Regions from separate parts of the Homo sapiens genome. Here all the other regions are linked to region 1. The links are chromatin contacts, found by Hi-C in ENCODE. All regions are on one chromosome and are shown on one strand. Each heading gives the region's core, a stretch centred on a gene start or an enhancer-like site at or near the end of the contact. The rest is flanking DNA. Distances are from core to core; before and after follow the strand shown.

Region 1 (2,700 bases), core at 87-2,586:
GATAAAATAAAATAACGATTTCAGGACCAAGTAAGAGTTTGAGATAACTAATAAAAATCAAATAATAGCCGGGCGCGGTGGCACACGCCTCTAATCCCAGCACTTTGGGAGGCCGAGGCGGGAGGATCACTTGAGGTCAGAAGTTCGAGACCAGCCTGACCAATAAGGTGAAATCCCATCTCTACTAAAAATACAAAAATTGGCCGCGCCTGGGCGACAGAATGAGACTCCGTTTCAAAATAAATAAATAAATGCATAAATCTGAATTAACAGCATGCACATCACTGCTTTACTTTCTAAAAGGTGTAGGAATGCTTATTTTAATAAATGAAAAATGACTCTTCCCCTCTTTTAAATTTGTTTCTCTTCCCCTTTTTGTTAAAGTACAAAACAAAACACCTTCCCCCACTTTTCGAATAGTTTTGGCTGTGTCTTTAGGACTGGAAGGAAATTCAGCTCAAATGAATTACTATATTATGAACTTAAGTAAGAATTGTTGTGCATTTTGTACAGAATGCAACTCCTAGGAGTTGACAAATGTTTGTTAAGTGCATCAGTGAGCGACATAGGACCTTCTCCTCCCTACTCTCTTGTCACGGTTTTTATTTAATCAAACATTTATTATTGTTCGATGCTCTTAAATGCCATTTCCTTCAGCTGATTATTTGTATGACAGAAGAGTCAATTAAGCTATTTTGTCCTAAAAATTACGAAAACGAAATGTACAATTGTGAAGTAAAATTTTGTTCCTTTGCAAATTTTAATAAATTATTGAAGTTTATTTTTTGTTTCAAATAATCTGGGCTTCAGTTCTAATAATGGAAGGACAATGTGAAGGCCCAGAATTCAGCATAGCGCCTGGCATTAATAGGAGGTCAGTACATTTTTAGTACATGTTTCTCAAATAGATCTTAAAATTTCATTTAAGAGCGTTTCCTCACGTCACAGTATGTCTCTGGCGTTACTTAATTTTGAAAAACCTCAACACAGATTCTAGTTTTAGGCAAAGCTCAGAAAATTTCTACTTAAGGATATTTCCAAAGCGAAAGGAAGCGCGGAGACGTTCATGACTGGCATCATCTCGCACGTGGTTCCGGAAATTCTCGGTAGGATGCCCTACATCTGCTCTCCCTCCACTAAGAAGAACCTCTTTGTGTGGCGAAAGTAAAAGTATTAGGGCTTTTAAGTTGCCCAGAGTCAAGGAACACGGATAAAGACGCTGGGAGATTGACATGCATTTCGACCAATAGCATTGCAGAGAGGCGTATCATTTCGCGGATGTTCCAATCAGTACGCAGAGAGTCGCCGTCTCCAAGGTGAAAGCGGAAGTAGGGCCTTCGCGCACCTCATGGAATCCCTTCTGCAGCACCTGGATCGCTTTTCCGAGCTTCTGGCGGTCTCAAGCACTACCTACGTCAGCACCTGGGACCCCGCCACCGTGCGCCGGGCCTTGCAGTGGGCGCGCTACCTGCGCCACATCCATCGGCGCTTTGGTCGGCATGGCCCCATTCGCACGGCTCTGGAGCGGCGGCTGCACAACCAGTGGAGGCAAGAGGGCGGCTTTGGGCGGGGTCCAGTTCCGGGATTAGCGAACTTCCAGGCCCTCGGTCACTGTGACGTCCTGCTCTCTCTGCGCCTGCTGGAGAACCGGGCCCTCGGGGATGCAGCTCGTTACCACCTGGTGCAGCAACTCTTTCCCGGCCCGGGCGTCCGGGACGCCGATGAGGAGACACTCCAAGAGAGCCTGGCCCGCCTTGCCCGCCGGCGGTCTGCGGTGCACATGCTGCGCTTCAATGGCTATAGAGAGAACCCAAATCTCCAGGAGGACTCTCTGATGAAGACCCAGGCGGAGCTGCTGCTGGAGCGTCTGCAGGAGGTGGGGAAGGCCGAAGCGGAGCGTCCCGCCAGGTTTCTCAGCAGCCTGTGGGAGCGCTTGCCTCAGAACAACTTCCTGAAGGTGATAGCGGTGGCGCTGTTGCAGCCGCCTTTGTCTCGTCGGCCCCAAGAAGAGTTGGAACCCGGCATCCACAAATCACCTGGAGAGGGGAGCCAAGTGCTAGTCCACTGGCTTCTGGGGAATTCGGAAGTCTTTGCTGCCTTTTGTCGCGCCCTCCCAGCCGGGCTTTTGACTTTAGTGACTAGCCGCCACCCAGCGCTGTCTCCTGTCTATCTGGGTCTGCTAACAGACTGGGGTCAACGTTTGCACTATGACCTTCAGAAAGGCATTTGGGTTGGAACTGAGTCCCAAGATGTGCCCTGGGAGGAGTTGCACAATAGGTTTCAAAGCCTCTGTCAGGCCCCTCCACCTCTGAAAGATAAAGTTCTAACTGCCCTGGAGACCTGTAAAGCGCAGGATGGAGATTTTGAAGTACCTGGTCTTAGCATCTGGACAGACCTCTTATTAGCTCTTCGTAGTGGTGCATTTAGGAAAAGACAAGTTTTGGGTCTCAGCGCAGGCCTCAGTTCTGTATAGGCAATGCTGTGTTATTACTTGAATATAGAATATATAGTTTACAAAATGAAAATTACAATGTTCTCACCAAATATATGCCTTCGTGTGTCCAAAGTATAATTATTTTAGATGCTAATTTTGAATAGTTTATTAAACAGTTATAAATATGCAAAGTAGCTGGCATGTAGTGTCACGGATTTTCTGGATAGAGGAAGTGATTGGAAGTACTCCACTTAAAGCCATGGAAT
Region 2 (2,700 bases), core at 136-2,635, 4.0 Mb after region 1:
TCGCAGCATTAAACCATCAAAGAGTAAGAGCCAGCAGCTTTGTCTAGCATGTTTTTTGTTTTTTTTTTTTGAGACGGAGTCTCGCTCTGTCGCCCAGGCTGGAGTGCAGTGGCGGGATCTCGGCTCACTGCAAGCTCCGCCTCCCGGGTTCACGCCATTCTCCTGCCTCAGCCTCCCAAGTAGCTGGGACTACAGGCGCCCGCCACTACGCCCGGCTAATTTTTTGTATTTTTAGTAGAGACGGGGTTTCACCGTTTTAGCCGGGATGGTCTCGATCTCCTGACCTCGTGATCCGCCCGCCTCGGCCTCCCAAAGTGCTGGGATTACAGGCGTGAGCCACCGCGCTCGGCCTGTCTAGCATGTTTTAACAGCTTGACATATTTACATACTGTATCATTCTCACCCGTCTTAAGTGTACGATTTTTAGTACATGTATAGTGCAACCATCCCCACAATCCAGTTTGGAGGCATTTCCATCCCACCGAAAAGATCCCGAGTACCTGTTTGCTATCAATCCCCTGGCGGGTTCCCACTTGCAGACCCAGGTTTGCCTAATTATTTTCAGTGTTTTTGCTAAGTCGAAATGACCTTACAGATCCAAGATAACTCTCCAAAAGAAGTCAGGACTAGGATCCCAATGAATATGAATATGAAGCATATGTTCATCAGTACACCAAAGTTATGTCAAGGCTGGGTCTGTATGTGAAATTCCTTAATCCATTGCCTGAGCAAAAACACAGGTTGGCTGCTCCACATAAAACTTACTTTCTAAACGGGGCAAAAGAAGTAAGCGCGTGCCCCCATCCCCGGCACGCGTGCATCTGAGTAGGAGGTAAGCGCACGGCATGTGGCCGAATTTGATGAGTAATGGGCATCCAAGACAGGACCACGGCGCTGCTGTGTGCGCCTGCGCAGCTTCGCGAGCGCCTAGACACAAGTAGCCCAAACCCCGGCTCGAGATCCGTCTGTTCAGCTGTTGTGGCGCCGCCGTTTTGGATCTAAGCGCCTACCCGTGACACCCAGAGAACCCAGGCCTGGCAAGTAAACCCTCTACCCCCTCACTTTCTCTACCCAGCGCTCACAAGGAGCAACAAGATGACAAGACCGCGCGCCCGGGCCACCAGGGAAGCCGCTCTCTCGCTTAGCCACACCCCCTTGGTTGCTAAAATGCCTAGTCCCTGCCCCTCGGGTCGACGCCAGCAGCCACGTATCACGTTTGTACGTGTCTCGGCCTAAAAGCGGAAGTTACGCAGGGACTCGCGAGCGCTGTGGCGGCCCTGAAAGGATATAGGCCGTGGAGGGAAGGGGGCGGGCAGACGGCATAGGAAGGCGCCGGAAGTGGTCCCGCAGAGGCGGGGTGGGAGTGGGGCTCCCGAGGCAGTGCAGTTGGCTGTAGCTGGGCGCCTCGGTTAGGTGCGCTGTCAGTCCTTTCCGAGTGCCTGGCCCAGTCTCTCCCGCCTCGGCCCAACATGGACTTCAGAGAAATTCTCATGATAGCTTCCAAGGGACAAGGTGTCAACAATGTGCCGGTAAGTAGCAGCTGGGGCATCAATGTAGGGGACCCTAGTCTTCCAAGTTCGGAATGTGTGTGGCCCATGGAACTTCTGGGCAGCCGCCTATCGGCTCCGGGAGAGGAAAGACCCGGACGCCTTATTTCCTTTTCTTGGGTTTATACTCTTGGGAACTCGGGAGAAAAGAGCTTGGGACGAGACGCGGGAGCCTTCCTGTGAATGGGTTTCGCCGGCTTATTTACCCCTGCAACAGGGACTTTGCGGTTTGGGTGTTGTAGCTAGAATTGCGTGAAAGCCGTGAGTGAGCTGTGCCTGGCACGCTGTGGATTCTAGCGCTGGTAGTTTTTGGCTTCCACATAAACTTCAGCCTAGAGATTGGGAAGGAAATATGTATGTAAGGGAGTTAGGGGGTTTGGGGTCCTTGGCTTGATAGCTTTTTGGCTGGCTTCTCATCGATCTTCAAGTCAAACGTTTAGCGATTTCTTGAAAGAATTCTCTGACTCGGCCCCACCCACTCAGCCACCGAGGTGATTAAATTATCACCTCCCAGGGGATAGGTATCATCTTTTGGGAAGAGAAGTTTAGCAGATTCCACGAAATCCTTGGCCAACAGAATAGGTGAGCTAGTTTCAGCTTCTGTTTACTTGTAGCCTTCCAGATTTCAGTCTTTGTTTAAAATCTAGGTCCCATTTGGTCAGTAGATGTTTGTCAGTTCGCTTACAGTCGCAAGAGCGGTGTAAGACTTAAATGGTAAAGTGGTGGAGAGCGCCTGGTTTCTGGGGGTTATGGCTGTTTTGCATAAGCTAATCATTTCCAGATTTTCAGATGGTACCCACAGCACAGCTGTAAACCGATAAGTTGCATGGTGATGCCTGCGGTTTGAGCAGTGAGGTATAGAACTAAAACGGCTCTCAAAGTCAATTCAGCTAGAATTTATTGAGCTCCGACGAAGTGCTCTGCATTTCCTAGATATTCGTATATTGCAATATTCGTTTTTTTCTCTTCTGCAGCTTTTTTTTGTCTTCTGAGGCTAGTTCATTCTTTTATCCCTTTGAAAATATTGATCTGAAAAAGGTCTATATTTATGTTTATAAATATATGTATATATACACACACACAGCCATCCCTTATCCCAAGAACTCTGAATAACCATTCCTCTAAGCCGTGAGTCATAAGCTTTGCATGTTGA
Region 3 (2,742 bases), core at 191-2,690, 4.7 Mb before region 1:
TGTGAGGTAAATTTTTCCCCTATTTTCAGAGGAGTGTTAGGAATGGAAAACCTATCAAGTACCAAGAAAACCACTGATTCCAGGTCCCTTTCATACTAGTGTTTTTCCCACTACAGTTATGTTTGGTTATATCTATTGGAAAACAGCTTCTCAAGCTTACCTCTTTATGAGGCCCTAAGGCAGCTCAGTGCGTTTCGATGTTACTGATTCTAGAGATGTTCTGATAAAAGGTTTTTAAATGCCAATATTGAATAACTAGGGTCGAGAACGAAAACTCCATTAGGTCAGTTTTATTCCTTGATCAACTTTATTACTCATTTGGAGTGCTCCAATTTTCTTTCATTTTGTTTTCACCGAAATTTTAAAGAAAATATTCAATTTAAATAGATTTAATCATGTCATATTTTATTAATTATAGCTCTGCCTTCTGAATTGCCTTTGGTTGCTATTACTTCTACCATAGCTAATTCTCCTGTGTTAAATTTTGCAGATCTAGATTTCATCAAAGTTTTTGTATCACTCTGGTCACTAAAAAGTTTTGTGTGATGTGTTAGCCATGGTCAATTTTCGTTTATGGTATTTCTACCGGTAATATACATTATGAACTGGACAAAAGCCCTATTTATTTACAAATGTACAGTTTTGTCAGCATGAATAAAGCATCTACCTTTCCTTTACTGCCTTTATCCCCATTCCCGAGAGTGCCCCTCAGATCCCACATAAAATGCATATCAGCATATTTACTGAGATCATTTTTCACGACAACAGGATGAGGAACTTAAGGGCGAGACTTTTAATCATCTATCCCTTGTGCTTTACGCAGACCCTACAATACACTAGAGGCTTCAAAGAGGTCAAAAATTCACATGTGTAGACAAATTAGGTCCCTTAAGATGCCAGGCAAACGAAGTGCTACCAAAACACGCAATGACTGTCCTAAAAGTGCGTTCTGGGATACACCTGTAAACTTGGATCAAGTTCCCTCCCCTCTCCTCAAAATATATCGACTTGTGCTGAAAGAAATCACGACCGATGCTCACAATTCTGACCTCGTAATTATATAGGGGGTGGTTTTGGTTTCTGCGTCTTTCCCTGATTCAGTGGCAGGTAACATATTTCATGTACAAAATGAACTGCAACACCACGGCAAACAAGGGACAGGCCCTCAAAGTTGTCGGTAGGGAGCCAGGACCCCGCCAGTGGCGTGGGGAGACACCGTACTAAACAAGCTTGCAAACAGCAGGCACCTTCCTGCCACTGAGGAGGAAGGGCTGGCTAAGGGAGGCCGGGGCGGAGGAAGCCAAGCTCTGCAGGCCCTGACAAAGTCCTCCCGGCCTCCACGCGTCGCCATGGCAACGCGGGGTCTGTGCTGGCCGGGATTGGCCGGCCTGGCGCGCGCAGGGCCCGCTGGGAAAGCGCGTCCCCGCCGCGGCTCCGCCAGTTTGAACTTGGCGGGCCAGATGTGGGCGGCGGGGCGCTGGGGGCCTACTTTTCCCTCTTCCTACGCCGGTTTCTCTGCTGACTGCAGACCCAGGTCTCGGCCCTCCTCGGACTCCTGCTCAGTCCCTATGACGGGCGCACGTGGGCAGGGGCTGGAGGTGGTGCGCTCGCCGTCGCCGCCGCTGCCGCTGAGCTGCAGCAATTCCACCAGGTCGCTGTTGTCTCCCCTTGGCCACCAGAGCTTCCAGTTTGACGAGGACGACGGTGACGGGGAGGATGAGGAAGACGTGGATGATGAGGAAGACGTGGATGAAGATGCCCATGATTCAGAGGCCAAAGTGGCGAGCCTGAGAGGAATGGAGTTACAGGGGTGCGCCAGGTAAACCCGAGGCCGCCCGGCCGATTCAGCCCTTTTCAAGATTCCTTAGACCCTCTTAAGTACCCCCTTCTAACATCCTCCTGCCCTCCGCCCCAAAGGCAGAGCAGGCACTTGCAGACTGAGGTGCCGTGGTTTTTTTTGCACATAAAGAGCCCTGTGCAAATTCTTGCAAATGACCATAGATTTCCTATGGCTCTTAATCCTTTTTTCCTGAGATATTATGATTGCTGCAGTCTCACTTCCCAGAAAAATGTACATAGTCTCAAACACACAAAACTCTGCTACCATTTCAGGCGTTCTATGAATCCTCAAAAGCCAGATTGTGCACTGCAGAACTCTTATCCCAAACCTGAACACCAGAACGTGGTTTACTGCACCTTAGTAGTACCTGTGGTTGGTTATTCTGAAAACATACTGATTGCTAGTGAAGTAGGTTGTAGTAAACAGGTCACTTTTTATAACATAAAGTGCTGAAGCACAGAGATTAGCAATGTCAACCTCAGCATGTGGAGACGTGGTTAGAGAGGATCTGAGCATGCACAGAGGAATGGATGTCATTGTATCAATGTTAGGACCAATGGGGTTATTAAAACTGTCTTAATTTGTTTATTTCTACTGTTACTCACTCAGCAAACATTGTTTGCCACATATTAGTCTACGTACTGGGGACCGTAAACAAGATACTGGTCTCTACTCTCATGAATTGAAGCCTAAATCAATCCACTTATTTTACAGATAATAAAACCATGGCTCAGAATGCAAAAAGTGACTCAAAGGCATGCACCTAGTTATTAGCAGACCTGGGTCTACTACGAAGATAGACAGATCATGTTCTCTTTCCTAAACTGCATGCCTAGTATTGGGTATACAGAAGTAGGAGCAAAGGGCCAATCCCTGAAGGAATATTTCTGAGACAGGCCCAG
Region 4 (2,773 bases), core at 243-2,742, 4.2 Mb after region 1:
CAGACCTAATGAATGCCCCGAAGCAGACGCCAGCAACGTGAAGCCTAGCTGGCAGCCTCCCAGGTCTGGCGCGCAGCCAGCGCCAGACTTTAAATCGCAATACTAGAAACCAGGGCCTGTTAACCAACCGGGAGGGAGGCGCACGGTGTGGCTTCGGCCGTGATCCTTGTTGCAAAGGCCTGTCAGGCCCAGTATGAAGAAATAGTTTCAGTACAGGGAGTGTAGAAATAGCTGCAGAAGGCCTGAGGCCTGCAGCCCTAGAGTTAATAGCTACTTGGTGGAACCCTCGAATTCTTTCCACCTTGTTAATCCAACCCTGCACTGCATTCGCTGGAGGAAATATCACAGGCTGCATCCCCAAAGTATCACGTCTAGTTTTGACACCACTCCAAAGGGCAAAAATCCGAGAGGACCTCTAGGCAGGCAGTCAGCCCAGAGTCACCAAGCTGGAGCCGGGTCTCTCCTTACAAATCACTGCTATTTCTAGACAGCCTTGTAAGGTTTCTAGCCTGGCAGGGGGAAGGGAGTTCCTGCGGACACCTGCTAGCTTCACTGAACGGCCCCGGGATCCAATGCTACCTTTAATGTAGGGGCGGAGGTGGGAGGGCATGGGATGAGGGAAGGGTGCGTCTAGAGGCGAGAGACATGCAAAAACGAGTTCTACACCTCACCTCTGCCTCCTACTCACTGGGAACTTAGAGATCCCTGACTGTCTCCTAGCTTTCGGTCTCCCTATTTGTTAAAAGGAGGAGTTGGTACCGGCGGATCCTACTCAACTGACCGTCTGAGGTGCGGAAGGGCTGGGATGCTGCCTGCTTCATCTTTGCATGCGCCGTGCCTAGCGCAGCCCGAGATACACCAGTAGCTTCTTAATAAATGCGCAAAGGGCTCCCTATAATCTGCAGGCAGCAGCTGCCCTCACGGAGCCCACCTCTCGAGCGTCCCAAGAGAAAAATGCAAGCCGCGTGGTACTCAGCCGCTTTCCGTCTTTCAAGAACCCGCCCCGGACAAGCTGAGGCTTTTTTGGCTCTATGGGCTCCGAGAACTGGACCTCGAGTTTTGCACCGCCCGCCGATTTCGAGCCCAGAGGTATCCCCCACCCTTAAGGCCTATCATATCCTTGTTCCGCATCCACCCGGGCTTTCGACCCCTGCTTGGGTGCGGCCACCTCCTCGGTTCCCCAGCGTGGCCAGAAGCCATGGTTCCCGCTTAGAGCAAAAGCAGAGCGCGGCGAGCTCCGAACACATGCGTTGTGTGGGCCGCCGCCCAGACGTCTCTGGGCTGTGCTTCTGGAAAGCGGCTCCTACACCTCCCGGGAGCAGGAATCCCTTCGCGAGCAGCGGAGGCCAGCAGAACCAGAGGCAGTTGGCTCTACCCGCCCATCCCTCTGGCGCCGTGCGCGCAGGGCCCTACCGTACCGGGAATGCACGTCGGGCGGTCGTCGGGGGCGCGTGGCAATGAGATCCGGAATCGGCGGCAGCGGCTGCAGCACTCTGAGCTGGGCGCGGGAGGGGCCTTAAGTGGAACAGCTATGCTGACGTCAGCGGGGGGGGCCGGCGGACGTGCGGGAACCCACGTGTGAGTCGGGCTGGGGGTGGATGCCGAGCCAGGCGGGGCACTGGAGAGGCCCGGGTGGCGCGCGCAGCCAGACAACCGACCGGCAGACTGCTCCACGTGCGCTGGGAGTCTAAGTAAGGTGCTGCCCTCCAACCACAGAAGCCGGGGTCGGAGCCATGAGCCTGAGTCAGGACGACCTTCAGTTTCCTCATCCATGAAACCTGGGGAGGTTACTCTCAGGAAGGCTTGGATCTGTTTCTTCTTCATCCCTGTTTCTCAGTGTCCAGAACAGCTTCTGGCACGTAATAGGCACTCCACAAATATTTGTTGAACGAAAGGAAGAAAATGCCTAGCAGTCAGTCAGTCTGTTCTTACCTAAGTCGAGTGACCTCCAAAACTCGACGCTGCTTTTCCCTCTGCTGCTAAGCCTACCAGCTCCCACTCACAGTGAAGCCTTGGCCTCTCAGGCCTTGCAGGGTGACTCAGTTCAAATGTACATTTTATTCTGCACTTTCTACTGCCCACCCCACTGGCATCTCATCTCGAGTCTCAACCATACCCAAGAACTGTCAGTGGCTTGTTTTTTTGGTTTTGGTTTTTTGTTTGTTTATTTGTTTTTTGGTATTTTTCGAGACAGGGTCTCACTCTGTCACCCAGGCTGGAGGGCAGTGGCGTGATCATGGCTTCCTGCAGCCTCGACCTTCTGGCTCAAGCGATCCTCCCACCTCGGCTCCCCGAAGTGACTGGGACTACAAGCGCGCCCACTTGCCCTGCGATTTTTTTTTTAATTATTAATTTTTTTTTTTTTGAAACGGAGTCGCTCTGTCGCCCAGGCTGGAGTGCAGTGGGCTGATCTCGGCTCACTGCAACCTCCGCCTCCCGGGTTCAAGCGAATCTCCTGCCTCAGCCTCCTGAGAAGATGGGATTACAGCCAGGCGCCACCACGCCCGGCTAATTTTTGTAATTTTTAGTAGAGACGGGGTTTCACCATGTTGGTCAGGCTGATCTCAAACTCCTGGCCTCAAGTGATCTGGCCGCCTCGGCCTCACAAAGAGCTGGGATTACAGGCGTGAGCCACCGTGCCCAGCTCAATTTTTTGTTTTCTTATCATACTTACCTCTGGGCCTGTATTCTTGCTGATTCCATTGCCTAGCCCGCCCTCCTCCATCTCTTCTTTAATTTGTACCAATACTTCCCCACTGTGGGGTATATTATG

Evidence for each region. Hi-C counts contacts between places; a loop is a spot of excess contacts on that map. Pooled maps may share reads with other maps.
Region 2: a loop to region 1 is called in a map of ascending aorta, with 8 times the contacts of the local background. The contact joins the promoter of SPTY2D1 here to the promoter of FANCF in region 1. A Hi-C loop is called at or near these places in 1 of 168 maps with a recorded cell type or tissue (ascending aorta), 1 of 37 single-sample maps with no recorded cell type and 11 of 50 pooled maps.
Region 3: a loop to region 1 is called in a map of B cell, with 20 times the contacts of the local background. The contact joins the promoter of CCDC34 here to the promoter of FANCF in region 1. A Hi-C loop is called at or near these places in 5 of 168 maps with a recorded cell type or tissue (B cell, CD4-positive, alpha-beta T cell, CD4-positive, alpha-beta memory T cell and 2 more) and 10 of 50 pooled maps.
Region 4: a loop to region 1 is called in a map of CD8-positive, alpha-beta T cell, with 25 times the contacts of the local background. The contact joins the promoter of LDHA here to the promoter of FANCF in region 1. A Hi-C loop is called at or near these places in 2 of 168 maps with a recorded cell type or tissue (CD8-positive, alpha-beta T cell and naive thymus-derived CD4-positive, alpha-beta T cell) and 8 of 50 pooled maps.

The regions. Positions count from the first base shown.
Region 1 is chr11:22,624,459-22,627,158 of GRCh38, reverse strand. FANCF (FA complementation group F) reads left to right here and starts at 1,336. Exons shown (of 1, transcript NM_022725.4): 1 at 1,336-2,700. The coding sequence starts at 1,349. The coding sequence ends at 2,473. It also overlaps a transcript of GAS2 not described here. RefSeq lists enhancers at 1,357-1,546, 873-1,772, 1,637-1,846, 2,227-2,276, 2,287-2,446.
Region 2 is chr11:18,633,027-18,635,726 of GRCh38, reverse strand. It overlaps SPTY2D1 (SPT2 chromatin protein domain containing 1), which reads left to right and starts at 1,385. Exons shown (of 6, transcript NM_194285.3): 1 at 1,385-1,529. The coding sequence starts at 1,470. It overlaps LOC105376578 (a long non-coding RNA gene), which reads right to left and starts at 1,378. Exons shown (of 2, transcript XR_931097.3): 1 at 766-1,378. RefSeq lists an enhancer at 895-1,164 and a silencer at 2,221-2,400.
Region 3 is chr11:27,361,913-27,364,654 of GRCh38, reverse strand. CCDC34 (coiled-coil domain containing 34) reads left to right here and starts at 1,440. Exons shown (of 6, transcript NM_030771.2): 1 at 1,440-1,819. The coding sequence starts at 1,461. RefSeq lists enhancers at 1,014-1,183, 1,179-2,046 and a silencer at 1,424-1,493.
Region 4 is chr11:18,393,282-18,396,054 of GRCh38, reverse strand. It overlaps LDHA (lactate dehydrogenase A), which reads right to left and starts at 1,492. Exons shown (of 8, transcript NM_005566.4): 1 at 1,419-1,492. RefSeq lists enhancers at 1-132, 1,397-1,486, 867-1,532, 1,797-1,886, 1,533-2,197 and a silencer at 587-636.